Linked DNA regions of Homo sapiens: regions 1, 2, 4 and 5 are each linked to region 3. The links are chromatin loops, found by intact Hi-C in ENCODE. Cell type or tissue: mammary epithelial cell. All regions are shown on one strand.

Region 1 (5,000 bases), 160 kb before region 3:
AGAATGTAAATACTTGATTACTCATTTTAAAATATTGATTACATGTTGACAATATTTTGGATATATTGGGTTAAATACATTATCAAAAATAATTTCACTTGTTTCTATTTTTTGAATGCAGCTACTCAAAACATTTAAAATGAACACAGGTGGCCCATATTTGTGGCCTGCATTATGTTTCTGTTGGACAGTGCTGCCTCAGTCCATCTGGACTTTCAGTTTCCGTAAGATGGGGACTCCTGTCTCCCTTCCTGGCTCTTCCTTCCCTCTCTAAGTTCTGGAAATTTTTACTTCTACATGATCATTATTTACTTCTTGCCAACTGCCCTGGAAGAAGCAGCAGCAAAGGCCTTTTGTGATAAGGGCCTGACAGATCATCTTCAGGGATTTCTCAGAAGAGGCAGCTAGAGGAGAGGAGATAAGGCTGAGACCCCACCACACATTCTGAATAAGGAAGGGAAGAAGAATGAGCCAGCTGATTTCTCCCAATCTCCAGGGGACATTTGGCAAAGCCTGGAGACTTCTTTGGTTGCCACAGCTGGTGGGAGGGTGCTACTGACTTCTTGGGTAGAGGCCATGTATGCTGCTAAACATTCTACAGTGCATGGGACAGTGCCCTACACAAAATATTATCTGGCCCCATATGTCAGTAGTGTCAAGGCTGAGAGACCCTGACCGAGGTCTAGAAAGGGCCTTGGGCCTTTGGTTGCCTCTGAACAGGGGTCAGGAGGGAGGCTGGAGATGCTGACACAATAGGGGAGACCTGTTCCGTCCTGTCCCATTCCCCCATTCTTTCTTGATTGTCAGTGACTCATGGCCCTTCCCCTGTGCTCCTGAGCCTGCCTAAACTCATGCTGGTGGAGAGAAACGGAGCATTTCTTCCCAGGTGTGAATCACTTGCCCCACGCCCCTGGCAGAGACCTCTCCCTGCAGGAGATAGGCTCTTTGGAGATTTGCCCAGAGGGGATGGGCCTCCCAATTCTCTTACCTTGCCCATCTACTTTTCTTCTTGCTCCCTCCTCCCTCTGCAGCTGTCGTGGAGCTCACCAGAAGCTCCTGGCCAGAACCAGGATTGTTGAGCAGATGTTGAGCACCTGAGGGAGGAAGCCCGTGGGAGCCGCTAGGGTTTTCTCAGAGGGAATAAAAACTTGCCTCTGAATTTCTTGCAGAAACCCGGGTCTCTGGGGAGCAGCACTGTTGGTGTTTAGACAGGTCCATTCTATAATTCCTTGACCAGATTTCATTGAGCCCTGATTATAAACCCCAGCTCTGTAAGGCACACTCTCTGCCTTCATAGCATTTATAGTCTAGCTAGGGGTGCAAAACCCAAACACTCACAACAAATAAAAATGGGCTTTAAAGAGGAGTCAGTGGCAGTGAGGCTTCAAAGGAACAGACAGCTAGGGCTCAGAGTGATGAGTGGGGTTGCCCAGAGCTGGAGGAAGAGCCTGTATTCTGGATCCCACCGGCTCTGGCTGCATCCTGATGTTACAATTTCCTATCTGTGCAACCTCCTCTGGGAAACAAAGGTAACAATAAAACCTAGGATTAGATGAGACTGTGAACTGCTGCCTGCTCCCACTGCCCATACACAGTTAGGTACAGCTTGTCCCATGGAGAACTGCTGGGTGCAAGGCAGTGGGTACTCCCAGATTGCTGTCTCTATGGGAAAAAGGCTATGAGTGCAGCTTGCTGATTAGGAGGTGTGGGGTATCAGCTCCTTGCTGGAAAGATGCGGCCCTGGCACACTTTGTAGCAGTTATATCAGTTATATTGGGCTTTATGAAGAGGCATCTGTCCCTGTTCTTGGGAGAAAGATTCCTGCCCACTATTCAGCCTTATGTGACCCTAGGATGAGAGCTGTAATTTGCTGAGCAGCTCTTATGTGCCAGACACATTATGCCAGACCCTTCGCTGCGTCATCTCATTTTAGTCAAGCAACAATTAAGACATCAATTAATACATATGACATATACATTAGTTGGGTCCAGAAAGGCAGAACAACTTGAAGTGGGGTGGGGGGAGGTGGGAGTTGGGGAGCTTACAGGTCATAGGTGGATTTAAATATTTTTTTAATTGGCAGTTGGTCAAAAGAGTTAAGTTATTATCTAAAGACCTGGAATCAAGAGAGAGGAGTGTGTGGATTAAGATAAGGGGTTGTGGGGATCAAGGTTCTTATTATCCAGAGAAAGTATTTAGGTGGCTATCCTTAGTGACAATTGATGGCAAATGTTTCCTATTTAGACCTTTAAAAGGTGCTAGACTCTCAGTTAATCTCTTCAGGATGGGAAGGGCCTGGAAAGGAATAGATCTAGTTATGTTAACAGAGATTCTTTACAGATGCAAATTTTCCCCCACAAAAGATAGCTGTGTAGGGTCATTTCTCAAAATATGGTAAAAAACATATTCTGGGGTAAAATACTGTGATTTCCTTTCTTATCTGTCATGTGGTGTTATACTAGAGTTGGGTTGGAATTTGGTATCTTATTGCCACAGAGAGCCTGTTTTGTCAGTCTGAGGATCTCTGTTTTACTGTTAATGTTGGTCAGTTGCGCCTGAACTCCAAAGGGAGAAGAGGATATGGCATGTCTGACTCCACCTTCCCATCGTGGCCTGAACTAGTTTTTCAGGTTTCTTTGGGTCCCCAGGCTAAGAAGGGGGCGTCTATTCAGTCAATTGGAGGGCTTAGAATTTTATTTTTGGTTTATACTTTCTGTTTCCAACAGTGGGCCAGGGGCTGGGTGACTGGAGACATAACATTGACAAAGAAACGCTCTAGTCACTCATGTCTACTGGGAGAGAACATAAAACTGGCATTTGTAGTGCAGCGTGGTGAGTGCTAGCATGGAGGTAGCATGAGTCATCAACCTGTCTGGTCTCCTAGGCTGCTGTCGCGCGAGGCACACTGCACATGGCTAACTGGGTGACTCCACCCTGGTTCGGGCACTGCACGTACTCAGCTGAGGCTGCCGGATGCCACAACCCTGGGCCAACCACCTCATGTGTCTGCAGAAGACCACCTGTAACAGAGCCAGATCTGGTCTAATTAAAAACCCAAGTGTTGGCAGCCAGTCAGTAACACCCAGAGACTTTGGTTTGCTAACATGGGAAGGAGACAATTTATGGTCTTCTAGCTTTAGAAAATTGCCTTGTTTCTCCTCCTGCATCCTCAGATCTGTGGCTTTCCTAGACTGTGTGCCGAATCAGGCTTCCTGCATGAAAGTAAAAAAATTTGTTTTCATTCAGCATTCAATCTTTGGTTTCTGATAACTTTTTGTTTTTTCTTTAACAAAGGCAAACCAGAGCACAAATGAACTCTATCTGTAAGAGAGGAAGAAGTTTTCCCAGAAAAAGTTACCTTTATGCTGGAACTAGAATAATAAAGAGATTTGGGCTGGGCGTGGTGGCTCACGCTTATAATCCCAGCACTCTGGGAGGCTGAGGCGGGTGGATCGCTCGAGGCCAGGAATTCTTGGCTTGGGCAGCATGATGAAACCCTATCTCTACAAAAAATATAAAAATTAGTTAGGCATGGTAGTGCACCTCTGCAGTTTCAGATACTCAGGAGGCCGGGTGGTAGGATCGCTTGAGCCTGGGAGGTGGAGGCTTCAGTGAGCTGTGACTACACCACTGCACTCCAGCCTGGGCAACAGAGCGAGACGGTCTCAAAAAACAAAAAACACAACAACAACGACAAAACAGATTTGTCAGGCCAACAAAGGAAGTGTTACAGGAAAAAGGGGTCCTGATCCAGACCCCAAGAGGGTTGGTGGATCTCATGCCAAGAAAGAATTCAGGGTGAGTCTGCAGCACAAAGTGAAAGCAAGTTTATTAAGAAAGTAAAGGAATAAAAGAATGGCTACTCCATAGATGGGCAGCCCCGAGGGCTGCTGATTGCTCATTTTTATGGTTATTTTTTGATGATAAGCTAAACAAGAGGTGGATTATTCATGCCTCCCCTTTTCAGACTGTATATTATTGCATTATTATTATTATTGTATTAATGTATTATTAATGTTAAACCCAATTTTTAATAAAACTTTAGACATATTTACCCAATTTTAATGTTTAACTATAAGGTAAGATTCTTATAAACCTTTATAACCCTTTACATTTTTTTTGTGAAAGAGCAGATTAGTACTCTAAGAAAAACCTGTTGTGCTTTTATTCTATTTAATTTACAGAAAAACTGAATAATACCCCTTTAACTTTAGCCAATGTGTTCACACACAGAATCTCTTACAATTAATTTTTATAAACCTTCCACAACTTGTTTAAACCTTCCACAACTTGTTTAAACCTTAGCTTTATTCTAACTAACTTAAAACAATTCTTCAACTCTTTAGGCAAAAAAATCCACATTCCTATGCCTTCTTATAATCTTTTACCAAATGTACATTCTACTTTCCTTACACACCTTACATGTAAAATTGTTTCTTCAATAGTCTCAATTATATGTGACAATGTTAAACTTTTAGCAACTTACTTTGGTGAAAACCCTGGTTAGTAAGTAATTTTAATTGTGTACTAGGTGTGGAGCCTTACCCAGGATATACCAGGCAGAAAGGCAGATAAGGGCTGACTCTCCAGCATAGCTAGGGGGTGTGGCTAACTCCACATGTCCTCAGGCCTTACCTTACTTAAGCAACCAAATTGTACAGTAAGAGTCATAGTGGCATTTTATGAAGCATTTAGGAGGCCTAACAACCTTTGAATTGTACAACGTTTCTTGCATAAATTCCCTTTCACAAATCCTTTCACGACTTACACAGACCATCTGAGACATTCTTTGACTTTCTGACTTGCCCTCCTTTTAAATAACCAGTTATTTTACTTTAGGACAAGAATTTACCATACAAGATCCTTTCTTATATAAAATCTCTTTCTTTATAATCTTTGTATAGCCAGGGGGCATGGCTAATTCCATGTTTCCAGGCCTTATCTAGAATCTAATGGCTTCAAAGTAGGTAAATTGAACAATTTTTAAAAGTTAAAGAAGT
Region 2 (5,000 bases), 220 kb before region 3:
GAGCAATGTACTGAAATTTTAATGGATAAAATGTTATGATGAGGAAATTTGCTTCTAAGTAGTATGGGAGAAGAGTAGATGAGGCTATAAGTGACACAATTGGCTATGGGTAATTCAAGCTGGGGTATGGGTACACCAAGTTTCATTATAGTATTTTGTTTGATTTTTCTGTATATTATTTAAAATTTAAAATTAGAATTCCCTGTAATAAGTTTTTTAAAAATGGTATATTTGGGATCTAGTAGCTCCATGTGGCTGAGGCACAGGGACATACAGGGCAGCAGGATATGGGACTATGAAGGGAGTTAGGGTCTCAGGGGTGGTGCTTGGGCTATAAAGTTCTTTTCATGCAGGCAAATGAGTTTCACACCACCCTGGAGACCTAGCGTTCTGAGGTGGAGCCTCTGGAGCAAGGATGGGGGACAGGAGCTGAACAGAGGGGATACTAGGATATTTTAACAAGAACAGCTTTGCTTCTAACTTTTATTAAATTGGGCTTCCAGGTAATATTTTGTTTAAAAACGGGATTCTGAGGCTTCAAAAAATTTCTCTGTAGCCATTGAGAGAACAGTTGAATATTTTAAAGACCGTCACTTGAGCCATAGTGCAGAAGATTGGAGGTAGGGAAATCAGCTGGGAGGCTATTTTAATATAGCTGGGAGGCAAATGAATAAAGCATTTGTTTTGAGAGGAATTTAGCCAGTGAAGATTTGGTCCCAGGAGGTAAACCTTTTAAGACAATATTTGTAATTATTATTTCCCAGGCCATACTCCTAGGGAAGACAACAAAGAGGGTGTGGAAATATGCTTACTCCTTGTAACAAGAAAGCCAGTCCTTCTTAGCACCCACTGGGGAATAGGCTGGAACCCTGCTCCTTTCTCTTCTATCTGGCTCTTGACAGAGCACACGGAGAACTATGTCTCCCTTACAACTGTCTCAGCATCTTCTTTGATCAGAGTCTCCAGTCTGTCCTCCTGTGCACCATAACTGATAATTTGGTGAGGTAGGGAGTGATGCCAGCTGTTTGGGTTTACAGTGACCACTTCTATTATTGTTGCTCCGTTTCAACTATAGCTGCTTTCAGTATGCACCACCACATCTACTTGACCGTACTCTACCTTCTTATAGCAGCTTAAACTCCAGAGTGTAAGACCCCAACAACTAGCCATCTCTTCTTCCCTTTTCTGTGAAATCTTAGAGTCTGTCTGACTAGGCAAATCCACTGACTTTCCCTCCTAGTAATCTCCCTCAAATGTAATGTCTCACTGAGCCCTGCGCCTTTAAAACACACGGACACATACTCATGCATCAAGCTGCTAACAGCTAATAAAAATGAACTATTAACATTCCAGACTCTGCTAGGTGCCTGTAATCCTAACACTTTGGGAAGCTGAGGTGGGAGGATCGCTTGAGCCCAGGAGTTTGAGACCAGCCTGGGCAACACAGTGAGGCCCCATCTCTACAAAAAACCCAAAAATTAGCCGGGTGTGGGATCACGTGCCTGTAGTCCCAGCTACTCAGGAGGCTGAGGGAGAAGGATCATTTGAACATGGAAGGTTGAGGCTGCAGTGAGCTATGATCATGCCACTGCACTCCAGCCTGGGTGACAAAGTGAGACCTTGTCTAAAAATAAAAATAACATTTAGATCTTGTCTAAAAATAAAAAACATTCCAGACTTGGTGAAAATCATTTAGGTACATCTTTATGTGTCTCTATCCCTCTGGCTTTCAGTCTACAATGTCCTGGTGGGCGGGACGCATGTTTCTTAACCTTGCCTTTGCCCCTCTGACTTGATGCTTGAGTGAAGCCTCTTTAGTTCTTACTTTTTGTGCTCATTAAGATCTTAGCCTTCTTGAATTATGGAACTCCTTGAGAATCTGATGATTGTTACGGACCTGCTCCAGAGAAATGCACACACATAGTATTTTGCCTACAATTTGAGAGTCTCTTGAATTTTAAAGCCGTTGCAATTTAAATGCATCAGGAAGACTTGACAGCAGAGAGTTTCTTGATAAAAATGCAGTATTCCTTTATTGCTGCTTGTTTGGTTGGTTTAAAAATATGCGATATTTCTTGTCCTACCCTAGCATTTCTGGTGCCAGTATCACCAATTTAAACAATCTCCCTGGTAATTCTAAAGTTCACTAAGATTTGAGAAGTTCTGCCCTAAAGACTCAGCTTGTCTTCATAGTCTATCTCATCTTCTGCTCCCAGCCACTTAACTCCTGCTACAGGGGTTCAAACTCTGGAGTCCTGGTTGTTATCTAAAGGGAACAACTGCCTTCCTGTAGGGCTAAAGTGAAGCCCCTTCATGGAGAAGCACTAGAGTCTGACAGTGGGCCCAGGTCTTCTTCATTTTCAGGTATAGTTCTGAATTCAGAAAGCCAAGTCATGTCCCAGAGAGCTGCACTTCTCTCCTTCTTTCTGTCCATCTCTCATCAATTATTTCTGTACTCACCTTCCCCCACTTCAGACTGGAACTTTCCCTCTTCTGGAGTTGTTGCTTTCCACCATACAAGATGTCTTGTGCTTCTGCATGTTGGCATCCAGGTGTATTATTATTCCTGTGTGGTAGCCAGCGGTGCAGACTTAGAATGCCTTGTAAGTGCCTCTAAGTAGGATATAGTAAAAAGGTTTGCAGAGTTAAGCTTACATCCCAGCAGGTCCAGGTACTTCTTTGAGGTACAAAACTGATGACAGGGCTGGGCGCAGTGGCTCACGCCTACAATTCCAGCACTTTGGGAGGCCGAGGTGAGCAGATTACTTGAAGTTAGGAGTTTGAGACCAGCCTGGCCAACATGGTGAAATCCCATCTTTACTAAAAATACAAAAATTAGCTGGGTGTGGTGGTGCATGCTTGTATTTCCAGCTACTTGGGAGGCTGAGGCAGAAGAATGGCTCAGGAGGTGGAGGTTGCAGTGAGCCAAGATTGTGTCACTGCACTCCAACTTGAGTGACAGAGTGAGTGAGACTCTGTCTCAAAAACAAACAAACAAACAAACTGATGACAGAGCAGAGAAGGTCGTATTGAGTAACTTAATTTATTATTTTTACTAGCTATAAACAATTTAAAAAATGTAATAATTGAAAATAATTTAGAAAGTTCAGAAGGGGCCAGGCACAGTGGGTCATGTCTGTTATCTCAGCACTTTGGGAGGCTGAGGTGGGAGGATTACTTGAGCCTAGGAGTTCAAGACCAGCCTGGGCAACATAGTGAGATCCCTGTCTCTACAGAAAAATAAATTAGTCAGGTGTGGTGGCATGTACCTGTACTCCCAGCTACTTGGCAGACTGAGGCAGGAGGATCCCTTGAACCCAGGAGGTTGAACCTGCTGCATAGCTAGGGTGACAGAGTGAGACCCCATCTTTAAATAAATAAATAAGAAAGTACAGCAAATGTTTTTTTTTTTTTTTAAGTGGAGGCTAAGTCAATTATAATCCTAGTTTTTTAAGTAGAGGCTAAGTCAATTATAATCCTAGTTCCTGCCATCCAGAGGCAACCATTATTAACATTCTGGCATCCTTCCATCTAGTGTTTTTCTATTTTTTAAAAAATAGAAATTATACAATATATACAACACAGTTACCTGCTTTTCTTTGCCTAACCTTGTTTTATAACATTTCCCAATTAATGCTTCAAAATCGTATTTTCTTTTCATGGCTGCATGATATTTAATTAAATAAATATACCATTATGTAACTTTTGCTCAATTGTTGGATACTTAAGTGTAATACCTATGTATAGTATTATAAATATGCTGTAATAAACATCTTAGTACCTAAACTTTTTCTTCTGGATTTTTTCCTTAGAAGAGGAATTGCTGGGTTAGAAATTATGAACATTTTTAAGACTCTTGATATACAGTACTAAATTATTTTCCAGAAAGATTAGAGTATGTAGCCTTTTCAGATTGGGTTCTTTTACTTAGAAATAGCATTTAAGGCTCTTTCCTGTCATGTTATGGTTTGATAGCTCATTTCTTCTTATTGCTCAATAATATTCCATTGTATGGCTGTACCATAGTTTATCCATTTACCTGGATAAACAAATCCAAAAACATCTTGGGTACTTCTAAATTTTAGCAATTATGAATAAAGCTGCTGTAAACATTCACGTGCAGGTTTTTGTGAGGATGTAAGTTTTCAATTAATTTGAGTAAATACCAAGGAGCATGATATGGTATGGATTTGTGTTCCCACCCAAATCTCATGTCGAATTGTAATCCCCAGTGTTGGAGGAGGGGCTTGGTGGATGGTGATTGGCTCATGGGGGTAGAGTTCCCCCTTGCTGTTCTCATGAAAATGAGTGAGTTCTCATGAGATCTCATTGTTTAAAAATGTGTAGCACCTCTTCCTTCACTGTCTTCCTTCTGCTCCAGCCATGTAACATGTGCCAGCTTCCCCTTTGCCTTCCTCCATGATTCTAAGTTGCCCGAGGCCTCCCAGAAGCAGAAACCTGTACAGCCTGCAGAACCATGAGACAATTAAACCTCTTTTCTTTATAAACTACCCAGTTTCAGGTATTTCTTTATAGCAGTGTGAGAACAGACTAGTACAGAGCACAATTCCTGAATCATATGGTCAGCCTGTGCTTAGCTTTGTAAACTGAAATTGCCTTTTCCTCCAGCAGTGAGGAAGAGTTCCTGCCGTTTCCCATCCTCTCCAGCACTTGGTGTAAATGTTTGTGTTTTGGATTTCAGTCGTTCTAATAGGTATGTAGTGGTATCTCGTTCTTGTTGTTTTCTCTCTCATCATTGCCTTGATTTGCAGTCTCCTAATTATGCATGGTGCTGAGCATCTTTTCATCTGCATATCTATCATCTTTATATCTTCTTTGTAAAGTTTTCAGATCTTTTGCCCTTTTTAAATTTTTTTAAATTAAGTTTTTAGAGTTCATATATTTTGGATACCAATCCTTTATCAGATAAGTGGAATTTTTTTTTTTTTTTTTTTTTTTTTAAACAGAGTCTCGCTCTGTTGCCCAGGCTGGAGTGCAGT
Region 3 (5,000 bases):
TTTTTTTTTTTGAGATGGAGTCTCACTCTGTCACCCAAGCTGGAGTGCAGTGGTGCCATCTTGGCTCACTGCAACCCTGCCTCCCAGGTTCAAGTGATTCTCATGCCTCAGCCTCCTGAGTAGCTGGGACTATAGACAACGCCATTACACCTGGTTAATTTTTGTATTTTTAGTAGAGACAGAGTTTTACCATGTTGGCCAGGCTGGTCTTGAACTCCTGACGCTAAGTGATCCACCTGCTTCCCAAAGTGCTGGGATTACAGGTATGAGCCACTGTGCCCAGCCCAAGGTCTTTTTGATTAAAGTACCTAATGACCAGAGAGGAAAAAAGACCTCGAACACAGAGAAGGCTGATGACTAGGCCAAGCACTCAGACTCAGCTCTTCCTCTAGCTGAAAACCTAGTGTTCTTCTCTTGGTGTTGTTGGTTGAGGCCTTTGTCCTCTGAACTCTATTTCATCTCTTTGAGCTTGTTCTAGCATTACCTCTCTGACTACGAGGAAAACACCACCTCCCTTCCCTTCCTGTCCTTATCCCTGAGCAGCCCATGAAGAATGGGTGTCTGTGCTGGATTGGATGTTTTACATTGCAGATTTACCAGTTTTCTAACTTTGTGGTTAACTCTTTCCTACTGTGAATCTCATATGGTTTTTGTTGCATATCAGCATTGGCATGTAGTGACCTGGATGGCAGGACAGCTGTGTTCTCTTCCAGCTCTGCCTCCCCTTTTTGGTGATCTCCCTGCTTCGTGCTGGACCAGCAGATTTCTAAGGCCCTTGGCAGTTTTGATGTCATCACCATTATTAGCAGCAGCGTCACACCACCTGGAGAAAAGCTGTAGCCCATAACATGCATTAATCACCAGCCAGCATTTGTATGCATGATCTCTTATTTTCATAACAACCTACCACGTATATATTATTATACTCAATCTACATAGGAGAGAACTGAAGCTCAGGAAAGGTAAGTGACTAGGCCGCAGAGAAATCCCATATTGAGATTTGAGCCCATATCACTTTTGTTCTAAATTTGATGCTCCTTTCATTAGGCCACACTGCCTCTCTGCTAGTCTAAAGCTCACAGAAAGCTGGAATGGACAGGGACTGGGAAAGGCTTCTTGGCCACTCACCTGAGAAAGCCTGGCTTCCCATGCATTGGCATACGTGCCTCCCAGGAATGGTCCCTCTCTCTCAGAGCAGGACATCAAGTTCTGATAGGCAACCCACAGGGCTTTGGCTGCCAGGTAGGCTTGGTAAGTGGCAGTTAGATCAGGAAGTTTGAAGGCAGACAGGTGGGCAGTGGTCATGTTCTCCAGCCCTGTGCGATGCCAAGCCCCTTCTCTGGCACTTTGGATGGAAGCCCCTAATCCAGACCACCTGTATCCCTGCACTCCTCCCACAGCTTCCTCATCAGACTGTTGCCTGGCTACACGGCTGGGCGCAGCGCCAACAGGAAGTCCTTAAAGGCAGGTATTATTCCTAAGTGTATGGTCAGGCTCAAGCTGCCATTCAGCAACTCGTGGGCTTTGGGACCCAGCACCGAGGGGTTATATGTGAAGGAGGTGGAAAAGATCCACATCCTCCCATTCACATTGTTCTCCTGAAGGGCCCCCGCCAGGAGTCTGAAGTGAAAATGGTAGCAGTCACAGACAATGACGGTGGCAGCAGGGGTTTAGGCAATGACGGTGGCCATGCTGTTGATGCTGTCATCTACACTGCTGATCTTTGAGAAGGCCATGCAGCCACCCTCGCCCCCGATCTGCTTCTGCAGCTGCTGATCCAGCCACTCAAAGTTGCTGTTGTCATAACTGACCAGGCCTACTCAGGTCCAGTTAAAGTAACTCAAGAGCTTGGCCAGGACTCAAGGCTGGTGGGTGCTGCTGGGCACTGTGCGGAGGAAGGATGGGAACTGGAAACAGTTGGAAAACTGGGGGCGCTGAGATCCATGGCTGATCTGGGGGAAAGGAACAGAGCTGTACATTCCTGGCCTGAACACACTTGCTCAGGATCCACAAATGTTCTCACCAGCCTTGTAACTTGGCCTCATTTTTCCCTCTCTGGCTTTTATTTCTAATTATTATCTCACTGGCCTTTGATATATGCTGTTTCCAGGTCCTTCGAAAGCCTGTGGGCTCAGGCCTAAGAAACCAACTGACGTTTTTAGAAAGGAATGCAGCGGACTAAAGAATGCCAACATATCTTCCAGTGGGGGTGGGAGAAGCAGAGAGGTAAAGATGTGCTAACGGCTTTGTTTCTCTCTATACATTGTATAATTCTTGGCATTATTTGAAAGATAAAGGCTCAAGTGAATTAAAAGCTGTATAATTGTTAATAGAATAAAAACAAGATATATAAATTCCAAAGCAGCAGAAGGAAAATAATTGGAAAAAATGATCAAATTAAAAAAAATTCAGGGCCGGGCACAGTGGCTCATGCCTGTAATCCCAGCACTTTGGGAGGCTGAGGCGGGCAGATCAATTGAGGTCAGGAGTTCGAGACCAGCCTGGCCAGCATGGTGAAACCCTGTCTCTACTAAAAGTACAAAAATTAGCCGGGTGTGGTGGCGCATGCCTGTAATTCCAGTTACTTGAGGCAGAAGAATTGCTTGAACCCGGGAGACAGAGGTTGCAGTGAGTCAAGATTGCACCACTGCACTCCTGCCTGGGTGACTGAGTGAGGCTCTGTCTCAAAAAAAAAAAAAAAAAAAAAAAAAAAAAGGAAAGGGAGAAAGCATAAGAACTAGAAAACTAAATAAAAATCTCTATTATTTCTATTATTATAGTTTTATTAACAGAAAGCAATGACCCAGCATAATAAATAGAAATTATATAAGATGGCAGAATACCATCAAACCATATCAGCAGTCAGCTTAAATGATAGGTTACATTACCCTACTTACGAAGAGCGTGCTGTATTCTCTACTTGCCTGTCTTGACACACTCTCCAGGCTTCTCTGTAATAGCTCTGAGCTCCAGAAGGGCTGATCTTTGTGGATTGTGTCAAAGAGCTGCCCTGCCCTCTGCCTTCTGGTAGGAGACTTGCTGGGAGACTTGGGGTAGGGGGAAAGTGAGGTTGAGGTATTCATTTCTCCCTGCTTAGCCATGGGTGGGCAGTGGCTGCCTTCCTCAGCTCTGCTTCCTCTCCCAAGGATGGAAACAGCTTCCGACTGTGGCTGTCCTTCAGGTGTTTCACCATTATCCCTTCCCACTCCTTTGAAAGCAGCCCCTTCATCTGGGTTTTTCCTTTTCAAAGGTAAAGAGGGGAGAATTGAGCTCTCCTGTCATGGGGCAGCTGAGTAAAGATTTTGACTATAATAGATGGGAAATTTTCAAACTGGATAAAAATCAAGCCGGTTATTTGCTATTTAGAAGAAACACAAGTAAAGCAAAATAACAAGAAAATCTAATATCAGGGGATGGGTAACATAAAAATCTTAGGTGAGTCCACTTGACCTGGAGGCTCTCCAGCCCTCCTGCCTAAGGAAAGCTGGGAGGCTTTTGGAGCAGAGGGGAAGGGGTTGTCAGTGTAGAGTGTGATTTCTGGTGGGCAGACCTAGTGGGTGCCCATATGATGTATTAAGTTTTCTTTAACCTGTTTATCAGCAAAAAATATTTCAGGAGCTATGGTCAGGAGTTCGAGACTAGCCTGGCCAGCATGGCGAAACCCTGTCTCTGCTAAAAGTACAAAAAGTAGGGGGGTGTGGTGGCTCATGCTTGTAATTCCAGTTACTTGGAAGGCTGTGCTATGGTCAGTTGAATATTAAACTTAAGAAAGAGTCATGAAATTAAGAGAGCACTTTTTTTTTTTTGATAGAGGAGGATAAGAACAAAACACAGTGTGGCCTGTTTATTGAGGAGTCCCAAACCTGCCGTACAGCCTTCCCTGATCCCTGCTCCTCAAGCTGAGATCTAGTTCTTAATTCTTGGTTCATGCCAGCCCTGGGATCATCGCCTTTGTCACATCATTGCTGAACTCTTTCTACTTCAGACTGTTCGAGTTCATGCCTTTTCCTCTCCAATCAGATTCTAAGCAGGATCCATTCAATTTATCTTAGTTGTTGAGTGCATGAGTGAATGCCTGTTCTTTTCTCTTCTCTCCTGCTCATCTTCTTCCTGCTTTCCTTCCCCTACAGGCTCCTCAGGTCAGTGCAGGGGCTCACTGTCAGACTTTTCCCAGCCTACCATAAGGAAGCTGTCCTACCAGATATGTGCAGACAAGTTCTTTTACTTCAAAGTTTTTGGTGAGTCTTTGGCCCTATATTGGGCAAAATTACACAGAGGACGTGGGAGCCAGCTTTTCTCCAAAGTTAACTGCTCCTTCCAGGCTTGCATTGTATCATCATTATCACTAATAGCAATTCCAACTAACAGTCATTGAGGGTTTAAGTACCAGGCCCTGGTTATTCCATTGTTAATATCCACAATGACTCTAAGAGGCAAATACATTATCATTAACCTTTGTTACCTTCGTTTTGTAGATGAGGAATGTGAAGCTCAGACAGATGACTCAATTTGTCAAGGTCACATAATCAGTAACTAGCGTTTGTAAGATCCAGGTTTGCTGACTGTCAAGCCAGTGCCCTTCATTGTTTCTAGCTCTTCGGCTTCCCAGCCCACCTCTGTCCAGTGATCTCTGTTGGTGAGTTGTATGAAATGAGGTGGGTCCTTTGATTTTTAGGGACTCTGGGGTTTTGGAAAACCAGAGTCGGCAACAGCAAGGGCTATTGCAAAATGCTCAAGAATTTCTTAAGATGTAACACATTTGGAGCTCCCTTGGATTTTTAGCAAGTTAAAGGTAGCACTTAGCATATGTTAAGCATTGAGGTGCCAGCGGTGGTTACAATCTGCTCTGTAGCTTCAGAAATGTCTCGGTTCACACCCATTCAACAGATGCGATCTGAACAACAGCTACATGCCAGTTCGTATACTAATATGAGCAAAACCTACTTGCCAATCTCAAAGATCTCCTGGTGAGTGGTACGTGAGCAACAAGATGATGTCAT
Region 4 (5,000 bases), 300 kb before region 3:
GCTGCCAGATCAGTTTGTCACCACCCAGGCTCCCTTGCCTTTGGCTGGGTGCAACTTCCATTTTAGGTGTTGGATCTGAGGGGGAAAAAAAAGAGAGAGGGAGAGAGAGAGAAAGAAGAGCAGGAAAGATCCCGAAAGGAGGAAGAGGTGGCGAAAAATCAACTGCCCTGCTGGATTTGTCTTTCTCAGCACCTTGGCGAAGCCTTGGGTTTCTTTCTTAAAGGACTGATTTTTAGAACTCCACATTTGAGGTGTGTGGCTTTTGAAGAAAATGTATGTACTGACGGGAAAAGGAGGATAAGCAAGTCGAATTTTTGTCTTACGGTAACCGGAGGGAATTAAAAAACGGGAGAGTCTGTTATGCTGATGAGTAACTTTTAAGCAATTATTTTTCTTTTCTACTTTCAGTACTTTGGCGGGGGAGATTTTGGTATTTTATTATATTTAAAAAGGTAAAATATACAAGACCTAGAAACAAACTTCTAGGTCTCTTTAATACAGGAAGCTGAATAGATCCAGAGGGGTAAGAGCAGGTTTGAAAATTTACATTTTGGTGTGTTCTTTGATTTTATTTATTTATTTTTCTGGATTAAGCTAACATATTTCTGTTTTCAGAGCCCAAATCAAAAGTTGGTTTTTTGGCATGTTGCATGTGGGTTGGGAAAGAAATTTGTCCGTGTCGGAACCCAGTTATACCGATGGTTCTTCATATGTTTAAAACTTTTTTTTTCTTTTATCATTGGATTTGTGGAAGTGGAAAGTTGCAGGGAGCTTTGCAGTGTAAATGGTATTGTTTTTCCCCCAGAGAGTTTGAACGGCCCGTATCGGTTTCAGCCCTGCTGTTCCTGGGTGGATCCCTCTTACTTTTCCAGGTGCGGTGGGTGGGAGCCTCATTCTCCTGCTAGATGTAGTCTCCCTTCTTTGGCTTATAAAAGAAAACAAATGGAACCATGTTAACTGAATTGCCATCTCCTTCTTCCTTCTAAACTACCTTTGATAGCAAAGATTTGTGGAGGTGTTTGTTAAATCTGCAAATACGATAACGTTTGGTTTATGTGTTTAAAGGGATAAGGAAATTCTAATCATGCTTTTTATTTCACCTGAGTAAAGTGGCAACATACCTGAAAATATTTTCAGCTTTTTGCACTCTGAAAGGGCCAAGGGTGGAATAAAATTAGGTTTAGAAAAACCATTTATACAAAGTTTAGTGTTTAAAATACATTTCAGAAAACAAGGGAGATTTTTATTTTTAAACCAACCTGAAAGTTGTTTTTTGGAGTTGAATTTATTGTTTAGTTAATTTACCATGAAATCTGAAATCTCTTAGAGCTGAAGGCCCATGACTGTGCTTTCATATCTTATATTTAATCTTAAGATTTGTTTTGTTTTTGCAAATACATTCTTGCAAAAGTACGGATTCTAGATAATTATATAGCCAACTCATCAGTAGCTGAAAAACTAGGGTATTCTCTTCTCTTTTTGAAAATGTGAATCCGCCTGAAAATTATAGATGCTGTCCTAATTGTAACAAGATGGGCTTTAGTGTGTAAGCTGCTCATTAGCTTTAAACTGGTATGGATCTTTAATAATCTGATTTCGTTCTCCCCTCACCCCCCTGCCACAAATTTTTTTAAGACTAGACTTCCTTGAATTTCTTTTCTAGAATGAGGGTATTTCTTGAAAGACGATTTCATCCTTGTGAAGTTGTGGCTTCAGGAGGAAACAGAACTTTGTTCCTCCTTCAAATACAACCTAGGCAAAGGCTGCAGGAAATTTTTGATGTCTGAATCTCATAATTATAACAAGTACAGTTAAAAAGAAAGAAAAAATACAATGTGTATAGGCTGTTGAACTGTAGTTCTTGTTTAATATTTTCCAAATTTTCTTTCAAATGTTCTCTCTGCCTTGACTCCAGCCTGGGGAGGTTTCTTGGATCTTTAGAGTGTTGGTCATGTTGCTTCCAGAGTGTCTGTTTCCCACTCAACCTTTAGGGGGAGGGATGAGGGAATCTGAAGGAGGAGTACAAAGGCAGTTTGAAAATAGGTTCTGGATGACTGAGTGGTGGTGATTTGGGTCTAGCTTTAAATAGTGGGCTTTGTGTAGCTGAAGTGAGCATCCTAGTTAACCTAGTGTCCAGGACTATTTCCACGAACTAAGGGTTGTTTTGACTGGTGTGTAGTACAGAGCCTTTGGGGTGATAAGATGGAAGATTTGTCTTTTACCTCACCTCCACTGGTTCTTTCAGGAATTATAAGGGATGCAGATAAGTAAATCTTTTATTTTTTAAATTTTTTGTTTTGCTCATTGTCTTGGTTTTGGGGTAAAAAATGATGATAGGTAAGTATGAGCTGTTCAGATATTTCTTTCCTTGTTTGCCTCCTATGTACGGTTGGTTTCTTTGTTATGTGAGTAAGGTAGTGGTCTGTGTTCCAGATTGCGGGGCGGGGGGGCGGTTCTCTTTTAGGTGGTTGGAGTTCTAGTACCTTTCTCAGGGTTCCAGCATGGACAGTCAGAGAAGCTCCAACATGTTCTCTGAGCTAGGGTAAAATTGAGACTATTGGTGATATTAACAAAAAGAAAAGCACTAAGTAATTACAATCCAGCCTTAGGTTTATGAAGTAGCTGCTCTCCAGGGATGAATGAGATAGGATGGATGCAAATAAATTAAGCATAGATCACTATCAATTGGAATAACAAAATGATTAGCTTTGTATAATTTATCTCCTTCTATTTTGGTACCCTGTTAGTAACTGCCAAGGCCCTCATTCCCCCCTACCTCCCCACACCTTGTTTTTAGTGTATTCTAAGCATTTTGCATAAACTATTAATTTCCCACCACTGGTTTTTTTGTTTGTTTTGTTTTTTAAGGAATTTGACCCTCAGAGAAGCTGAGGTTTGGTGAAAATCTCACTGCCTGTAAATGGTTGAGGCCAGGATTAACCCTGGTCTGACTAACTACAAAGTCCATGGACTTAACCACTAATATACTGCCATTCTCCAGAGAGAATGGAAACAACAGCTCGAACTAAAACGAGCCCTTGCTAGAGGCAGGAGTGTTTCATCTTGGCACAGGGGCAGTACTCACTTAAATTTCCAACTCCCTCCAACTCCCCACTACCCTTGTTGGGATAATGTATGCAAAAGATCTATTTTCCATAGAGCCCATGGGGAGCTGGATGTGCTAGAATGGATATTATTTTAATCTTTAGAACGAGAATCTTTCCATATCCATATGCCCACCATTGCTGTCCTAATTTCTTAAACTTCCTGGAATTGTGTCACACGTTGTTTATCAGTAAAATTTCTTCTTCCAGAGAATTTGTTAGGTATGTGGTTTGGAATGATAGGATATCATCAACTTGCAGGGACAGGCTTGTAGGAGGTAGTTCAGATATTCTTGTCTTTCCCTCTAGACTATGAGCAGCTTGGGTGTAGGTACTGTCTTATCTCTGTATCTTTTTAGCACCTGTCTTAGTGTTTGGTACATACTGAGGTGCTCAGTAAGCCTTGGTTAAATAAGGCATTTGATGAGAATCAGTGAGGGACTGATTTGTGGGGAAGGCTTGAAAGGAAGCAAAACAACATAGATTAATCAAATTGCAATGTACTTTTGCAACTTTTACTGTAGTCTGTAGTTTTAACCTTTTATGCGTCTCCTCCCTTAATTTTTTTTTTTTTTTTTTTTTTTGAGACAGGGTCTTGCTCTTGTCATCCAGGCTGGAGTGCAGTGGTGAAATCATGGCTCACTGCAGCCTCAAACTCCTGGGCTCAAGTGGTGCTCCCACCTCAGTCTTCTGAGTAGCTAGGACTATGGGTGCACACCACTATGCTTGGCTAATTTTTGTGTATTTTTGTGGAGATGGGGTCTCTCTATGTAGTCCAGGCTGGTCTCAAACACCTGGGCTCAAGCCATCCTCCTACCTCGGCCTCCTAAAGTGCTGGGATTATAGGTGTGCCCCACCACACCTGGCCCTCCCTTATATTTTTAAGCAAAGTTTCTAGAGATAATGGAGGATTTAAAATTTTAGCTTTTCTTTAATCCTGTTCCTTTCTTGGCAAGTGGTACAAAGAATAGTATAAAAAGTAAGGATCTGGCCTGGTGCGGTGGCTCACGCCTGTGATCCCGGCAGTTTGGGAGGTCCAGGTGGGTGGATCGCTGGGCAACATGGTGAAGACTCCTCTTTACAAAAAATACAAAAATTAGCTGGGCGTGGTGGCATGTACCCGTAGTCCTAGCTACTGGTTGCAGCAAGCCGAGATCATGCCACTGCCCTCCAGACTGGGCTTGCAGAGCCAGATCCTATCTCAAAAAATAATAATAATAAATAAATAAATAATAAGTATCCTAGTCCGTTCATTTCATAATGAACTTCAACACTGAAAACCTTAAATGTTGCCATTTTCTAGGGGAGAGTATATTAAGACATCAGCAGAAAAGTACTGCTTTCAGCCCTGGTTGGAGGTGAATGGTTTCTGTGCTTGTTAATAAAAACGTTAAGAGCTTGGGATGATAGTTTTGAACATCAGTGTTTCAAAGAAAGTATGTTTGGATATCAGTGTATTTTTTAAATCACTGTTTTAGCCACAAAACTTTAGATTTTGTTCATGTATTGGGAAGCTTATGAGTTTAAGAACCGAAATTAGTTTTCTTGGGTAATTTAAAAGGTATTAACAAGGAACTTGCCTACAGGAGTGAACTGTAGGTAATAAGGATGTGAATAAGTACAAATATTCTTTCATGTTCTCTTCCCTCAAAGAAGGGTTAAATGACACACAAAGCTGAAGTAGGGATTGCTCTGCCTAAATTATGCAGCTGCCTCCAAGGTTTCCAATAGAGCATTGATGTAGCCTGGCAGGGAGATTGTAAGAAGGCAAGAACAACTGTTCTGGTTAGAACTAATGAGGGGGAAATTAGGGTATGGATTGATTTGTATTTAATTGTTTAATGTATTTTTCGGAAGTAATTTTTTTCCCTAATTCTACTTGGAATTGCATGTTAT
Region 5 (5,000 bases), 250 kb before region 3:
AGCTTTTTTCCTGATTTTATATCCAAATTCCGTATGGTGTTACTTTCCTCCAAAGGAACCGCTCAGAAAAAGAAGTTCGAGCAGCAGCACTTGTATTACAGACAATCTGGGGATATAAGGAACTGCGGAAGCCACTGGAAAAAGAAGGATGGAAGAAATCAGACTTTCAGGTATAGTAACTTTTGAGACCAAGACTTTTACTTTTTTTTTCTTGGTCCCAGGATAATGCTTCTGTTTTCTTTCGTTTCTTCCATTTCACCATCATGCTAAACCTATTTTTTTTTTCTTTTTCGGAGACAGAGTCTCACTCTGTTGCCCAGGCTAGAGTGAAGTGGCGCAATCTCGGCTCACTGCAACCTCTGCCTCCCGGGTTCAAGTGATTCTTGTGCCTCAGCCTCCCCAGTAGCTGGGACTACAGGCACATGCCACCATGCCCAGCTAATTTTTTATATTTTTAGCAGAGATGAGGTTTCACCATGTTGGCCAGGTTAATCTTGAACTCTGAGCTTAGGCAACCTGCCTCGGCCTCCCAAAGTGCTAGGATTACAGGCATGAGCCATCACACCTGGCCTCATGTTAAATCTATTTTTGACCCATATTTCTTAATTAGGAATTATTTGGCCAGGTGTGGTGGCTCACACCTGTAATTCCAACACTTTGGGAGGCTGAGGCAGGTGGATTGCCTGAGCCTAGGAGTGTGAGACCAGCCTGGGAAACATGGCGAAACCCATCTCTACCAAAAATAAAAATAAAAGTAGCCAGGCGTGGTGTTGTTTGCCAGTAGTCCGAGCAACTCAGGAGGCTGAGGTGGGAGGATTGCTTGAGCCCAGGAGGTAGAGGTTGCAGTGAGCCGACATCACACTGCTGCACTCCAGCCTGGGCAACATAGCTAAACCCTGTCTCAAAAAAAAAAGAAAAAAAAAAAGATTTGGTTTACTCCTCAAAAGGATGATGTGTCTACAATTCATTTGTTGCCGACACAGCTCAGGTATCCCTCTATGTCATAACATACTTTAGGTGCAGGTGATGATGAAGGATGATGGCCTTTTTGACTTTTGCCCAAATCTACCGTAGCCCTTTGAGGGAATTTTTACTATTCTCTGAAACTGTATTTTCTTCTGATAGTGTCAATATTTGGATCCTTTGTAATCTCCTGTTCTGGAACACAAATAGAAGCCATAATATCCTAGTTTGTCTCACTGTCTAGGGTATTTATTCAACTCTTATAAGTTGCTTTTTCATGATTCTATTTGGGAATAGGAACCTAGAGGTTTATGCCCATTAGAGCATAAGATAGGGTGAATTCAGTATTCTGTCACATTGTCGCATTTGTGTTTGCCTCTAGGTGAATCTAAACAATGCTTCCCGAAGCCAGAGCAGTCATTCATATGATGATAGTACTCTCCCTCTCATTGACCGGAACCAAAAATCAGGTGCAGTATCCAGAAGGCACACCCTCTCCTTTTAGCCACTCTTGCTGTTCTAGGTGGCTTACTAAGAAATAGGATATATATTATTTCTGAATTAGCTAGCCTTTTGTGGGAGGGGAATAATTTTCCACTCCAGGATCCTAACGCAGAAATGGGTAGGTCTTAAGCATTAGAAATCAAAACAAAACAGGTAATTAGCCTGAATGTGATTCCTTTATCATTGCTTGTGAACTTAAAACACTGGAAAGTGAACTCTAGTCTGTTTTGTCTATTTTTTCTCCTTTTAAATTTCCATTTAATACTTAATATTGTAATAGTTACTATTTTAAAATTACAAAATATAAACAATCAGAAAAATAACAAAAAATCACTTGTTTCTTTTATCCAGAGAAAACCACTTGTATCTTTTAAAACATTTTTATCATGTGAGTAAACACATTTTTCCTCTGAGATGAATTATATATTTTGTTTTGTAAATTTTTTCTTTTTCACATAAAGTGTATATTGTGACCATTATTATCTTAATCACACTTGGCTTTTTCCTTGATTATTGGTTCTTAAAGTGTGGTCTGAGAGTCCCAAGATTGTTACAATTTGTACTGATGGCACAGAAAGCAGTGATGCTTCTTGCTGGTGGCTTAGCACAAACCAGGGCAGTGACATAAAGCTGAATGAGTCATTGTAGTCTTCATTGCCACTCACATAGGTAAAAGCAGAGAGCCATTTTCACTTAACTGGAGAAGAAAAAACATCAGGCCAGGTGTGGTAGCTCATGCCTGTAATCCTAGCACTTTGGGAGGCTGAGGCGGGCAGATCACCTGAGGTCAGGAGTTCAAGATCAGCCTGGCCAACATGGTGAAACCCCGTCTCTACTAAAAATACAAAAATTAGCTGGGTGTGGTGGCAGACGCCTGTATTCCCAGCTACTCAGGAGGCTGAGGCAGGAGAATCGCTTGAACCCAGGAGGCGGAGGTTGCAGTGAGCCGAGATTGCACCACTGCATTCCAGCCAGGGCGACAGAGTTGAGACTCCGTATCAAAAGAAAAAAAAAATCACTTTTATTGTTTTTCTACCCTTGAGTATACATCTTTTTAATATTCTGTGCTGATGAAATAGCATATTAAAGCATGATGGTTGTCTTAAGGAAATGTACTTGTGTTATTGTTTCAGTTACTAGTTAGACTAGCCACTTTTTAATTGTTTATTTATTTATTTTGAGATGGGGTCTCCCTATGTTACCCAGGCTGGTCTTGAACTCCTGGGGTCAAGCGATCCTCCTGCCTTGGCCAAGTGTTAGGATTACATCCGGCGCTCAGCCACACTAGCCACTTTGTTTAATGGAACACTGTTTTTACTTGGAAAAAAATGTGTGGTAGACAAAGGGATTATTCAGATGTGCGCATTTGGCAGACATTTTCTCAAAAACGAATGCGATAAGCTTGTTGCTTTGAGGAAAATAACACAGTGTTTGCTGCCTGAGCTTTCAAGTGGAAATTGTAGTTTTGAAAAACTTTTATTTGCCACTGTGAGCCTGGTAACTTCCCAATACTGAAAAGACTTTTCTAGGCTGAGTGTAGTGTCTCATGCTTATAATCTCAGTACTTTGGGAGACTGAGGCAGGAGGATCATTTGAGCCCAGGAGTTTGAGACCAGCCTGAGCAACATAATGAGACCATGTCTGTACAAAAAAATTAGCCAGGCATGGTGGCACATTCCTGTAGTCCCAATTACTTTGGGAGGCTGAGGCAGGGAGATCACTTGAGCCCAGGTGGTCAAGGCTGCAGTGAGCTGTGATTGTGCTACTGCATTCCAGCCTGGGCAACAGAGCAAGACCCTGTCTCAAAAAATACATGATTAAAATGAAAAAAGACTTTTCTAATGAAATAAACAGTGATGTTAACGAATGTGATTTCAAAATATTGTGTAATGCTATGTGTTAGCATTTTGAATATCTGGATAACTTGAAGCAGTATTTTGCAAGTGACAAATACATATGTCAAAATCGTACATAGGTAATTGATCCGTTAAAAGTGCAAGATGGACCAATGGATTTTAACTAAACAGAATATGAAGTGATTGTTAATTATAGATTCCACATTACTGTCAACCTTTAAGAAACTACTACTAATTAGTATACTATTAAAGAAGAATAACCACAATTATCTGAAAAGACTATTAAAATCATCCTCTTTTCCAACTTTTTATCTGTGTGAGGCTGGATTTTCTTGATATACATTAACTACAATAACATATCACAAAAGATTGAATGCAGAAGCAGGTATGAGAATCTAAGCCAAATTTCAAAGAGATATACAAAAATGAAAAGGATGTTATTAAAGATTATTTATGATAACATGTAAGAAGTTTACCATTAAGTGAAATAGATACTTTAAACTTGTCAGTATGGTAACAATTAATACATAAAACTCACACCAATGAAGGTTCTTTAGATCCTTATAATTTTTAAGACTGTAAAACGGCCTTGAGACCAAATAATTTGAAAACTGCTAGTTTAGATGGAATTGTTTTTTGATTTAAGAGTCTGTAGGGGCCAGGTGTGATGGCTCACACCTGTAATCCCAGTACTTTGGGAGACTGAGGTGGGAGAATCACTTGAGCCCAGGAGTTTCAGACCAGCCTGAGCAACATAGTGAGACCTCATCTCTACAAAAAGCTTAAAAATTATCCAGGCATTGTGATGCACATAGTTGGTGCTAAGTAGAAGTGTGAATGAAGGGAAGGAAGGAGGACCAGAGAGCAATTTTCATGATGTGTACAGATTTTGAAGAATTGTTTTTGACATGGATAACTTTCTGACTTCATACAGATAAGAAACCTGATCGGGAAGAAATTCAGATGAGCAATATGGGATCAAACACAAAATCACTAGGTAGGTGATTAATTCCTGCCTAAGGATGTGGAGTAATATTTCACTGGCTAAGGAGAGCTGTCTAGCTCTATAGTTTTTTTTCTAATACCCTTACCATTTACCATCCTGGGAGAGCATTGGCTGATCATTTCCATTTTGAAGGATGTAAGGAAATTTAATAAAATCTGATCCGTCTACTTTTTCTACATTCCTACATGCTCAAAGGTTTTCAGAAATCTTTCTATGCCTCTCCTATTACTACACATTCAAGTTTGTAGCCCATTATATTCCTACCCCAGTCTCCTTCTCTGGAGTGAATGGATACATCTGTTTCTGCCCAACTATTCTGCTTGCTATTCTATCTATTCACTCTATAGTTTGATTCTGCTCATGTAATACCTCTTACTGGTATGTCCTTCCCTTTTGTCTTTCTAAATTCTCTTTATCTCCAAAGGCTTAACTCAAGTCCTGTTTTCCCTTGTCAGGTCCTTCCTAACGATTGCAGCATATTTCACTCGCTCTTCTTTTAATTCCCATAACCTTTTCAGACAAACCTCTTGTTTAGCTTTATTATGTCATATTCTGGGTATTTTATACATATTGTCTTCCATCTTAGATTCAAGTTCTTTTTTTGAGACAGAGTCTCACTCGTTCACCTGGGCTGGAGTGCAGTGGCGTGATTCTCATACCTCAGCCTCCCG

Evidence for each region. A loop is a pair of places that touch in the nucleus more often than their neighbours do. Peaks named below come from ENCODE experiments on the same cell type or tissue, not always from the same donor. Only the 100,000 strongest peaks of a DNase experiment are listed, where the experiment ranks them.
Region 1: it touches region 3 in a loop (11-fold over the local background); 3 of 110 quality-filtered maps call a loop at or near these places.
Region 2: it touches region 3 in a loop (2.4-fold over the local background); 8 of 110 quality-filtered maps call a loop at or near these places.
Region 4: a loop joins it to region 3, with 6 times the contacts of the local background. A loop is called at or near these places in 3 of 110 quality-filtered maps.
Region 5: it touches region 3 in a loop (5-fold over the local background); 5 of 110 quality-filtered maps call a loop at or near these places.

Annotation. Positions count from the first base shown.
Region 1 is chr11:57,901,037-57,906,036 of GRCh38, forward strand. No RefSeq gene overlaps it. Among named protein-coding and RNA genes, the nearest start is that of OR9Q1, 120 kb to the right of the region's middle. In mammary epithelial cell, no CTCF peak of the experiment used is centred here; DNase peaks (open chromatin) are centred at 875, 2,875 and 4,625; H3K27ac peaks cover 5,000 bases.
Region 2 is chr11:57,832,814-57,837,813 of GRCh38, forward strand. No RefSeq gene overlaps it. Among named protein-coding and RNA genes, the nearest start is that of CTNND1, 74 kb to the left of the region's middle. In mammary epithelial cell, no CTCF peak of the experiment used is centred here; no DNase peak of the experiment used is centred here.
Region 3 is chr11:58,057,002-58,062,001 of GRCh38, forward strand. All of the region lies in intron 2 of OR9Q1 (olfactory receptor family 9 subfamily Q member 1), which reads left to right. LOC124902674 (a long non-coding RNA gene) reads right to left here and starts at 934. Exons shown (of 2, transcript XR_007062672.1): 1 at 682-934. RefSeq lists enhancers at 1,031-1,711, 1,712-2,391 and a silencer at 2,016-2,310. In mammary epithelial cell, CTCF peaks have their summits at 2,582, 3,028 and 4,119; DNase peaks (open chromatin) are centred at 2,160 and 5,000; H3K27ac peaks cover 3,136 bases.
Region 4 is chr11:57,761,796-57,766,795 of GRCh38, forward strand. CTNND1 (catenin delta 1) reads left to right here and starts at 7. Exons shown (of 21, transcript NM_001085458.2): 1 at 7-324. The region is part of intron 2 of TMX2-CTNND1 (TMX2-CTNND1 readthrough (NMD candidate)); the gene reads left to right. In mammary epithelial cell, a CTCF peak has its summit at 1,992; DNase peaks (open chromatin) are centred at 16 and 1,986; H3K4me3 peaks cover 4,161 bases; H3K27ac peaks cover 3,310 bases.
Region 5 is chr11:57,810,054-57,815,053 of GRCh38, forward strand. CTNND1 (catenin delta 1) reads left to right here. Exons shown (of 21, transcript NM_001085458.2): 16 at 56-170; 17 at 1,346-1,433; 18 at 4,258-4,320. It overlaps TMX2-CTNND1 (TMX2-CTNND1 readthrough (NMD candidate)), which reads left to right. Exons shown (of 21, transcript NR_037646.1): 17 at 56-170; 18 at 1,346-1,433; 19 at 4,258-4,320. Among named protein-coding and RNA genes, the nearest start is that of CTNND1, 51 kb to the left of the region's middle. In mammary epithelial cell, no CTCF peak of the experiment used is centred here; no DNase peak of the experiment used is centred here.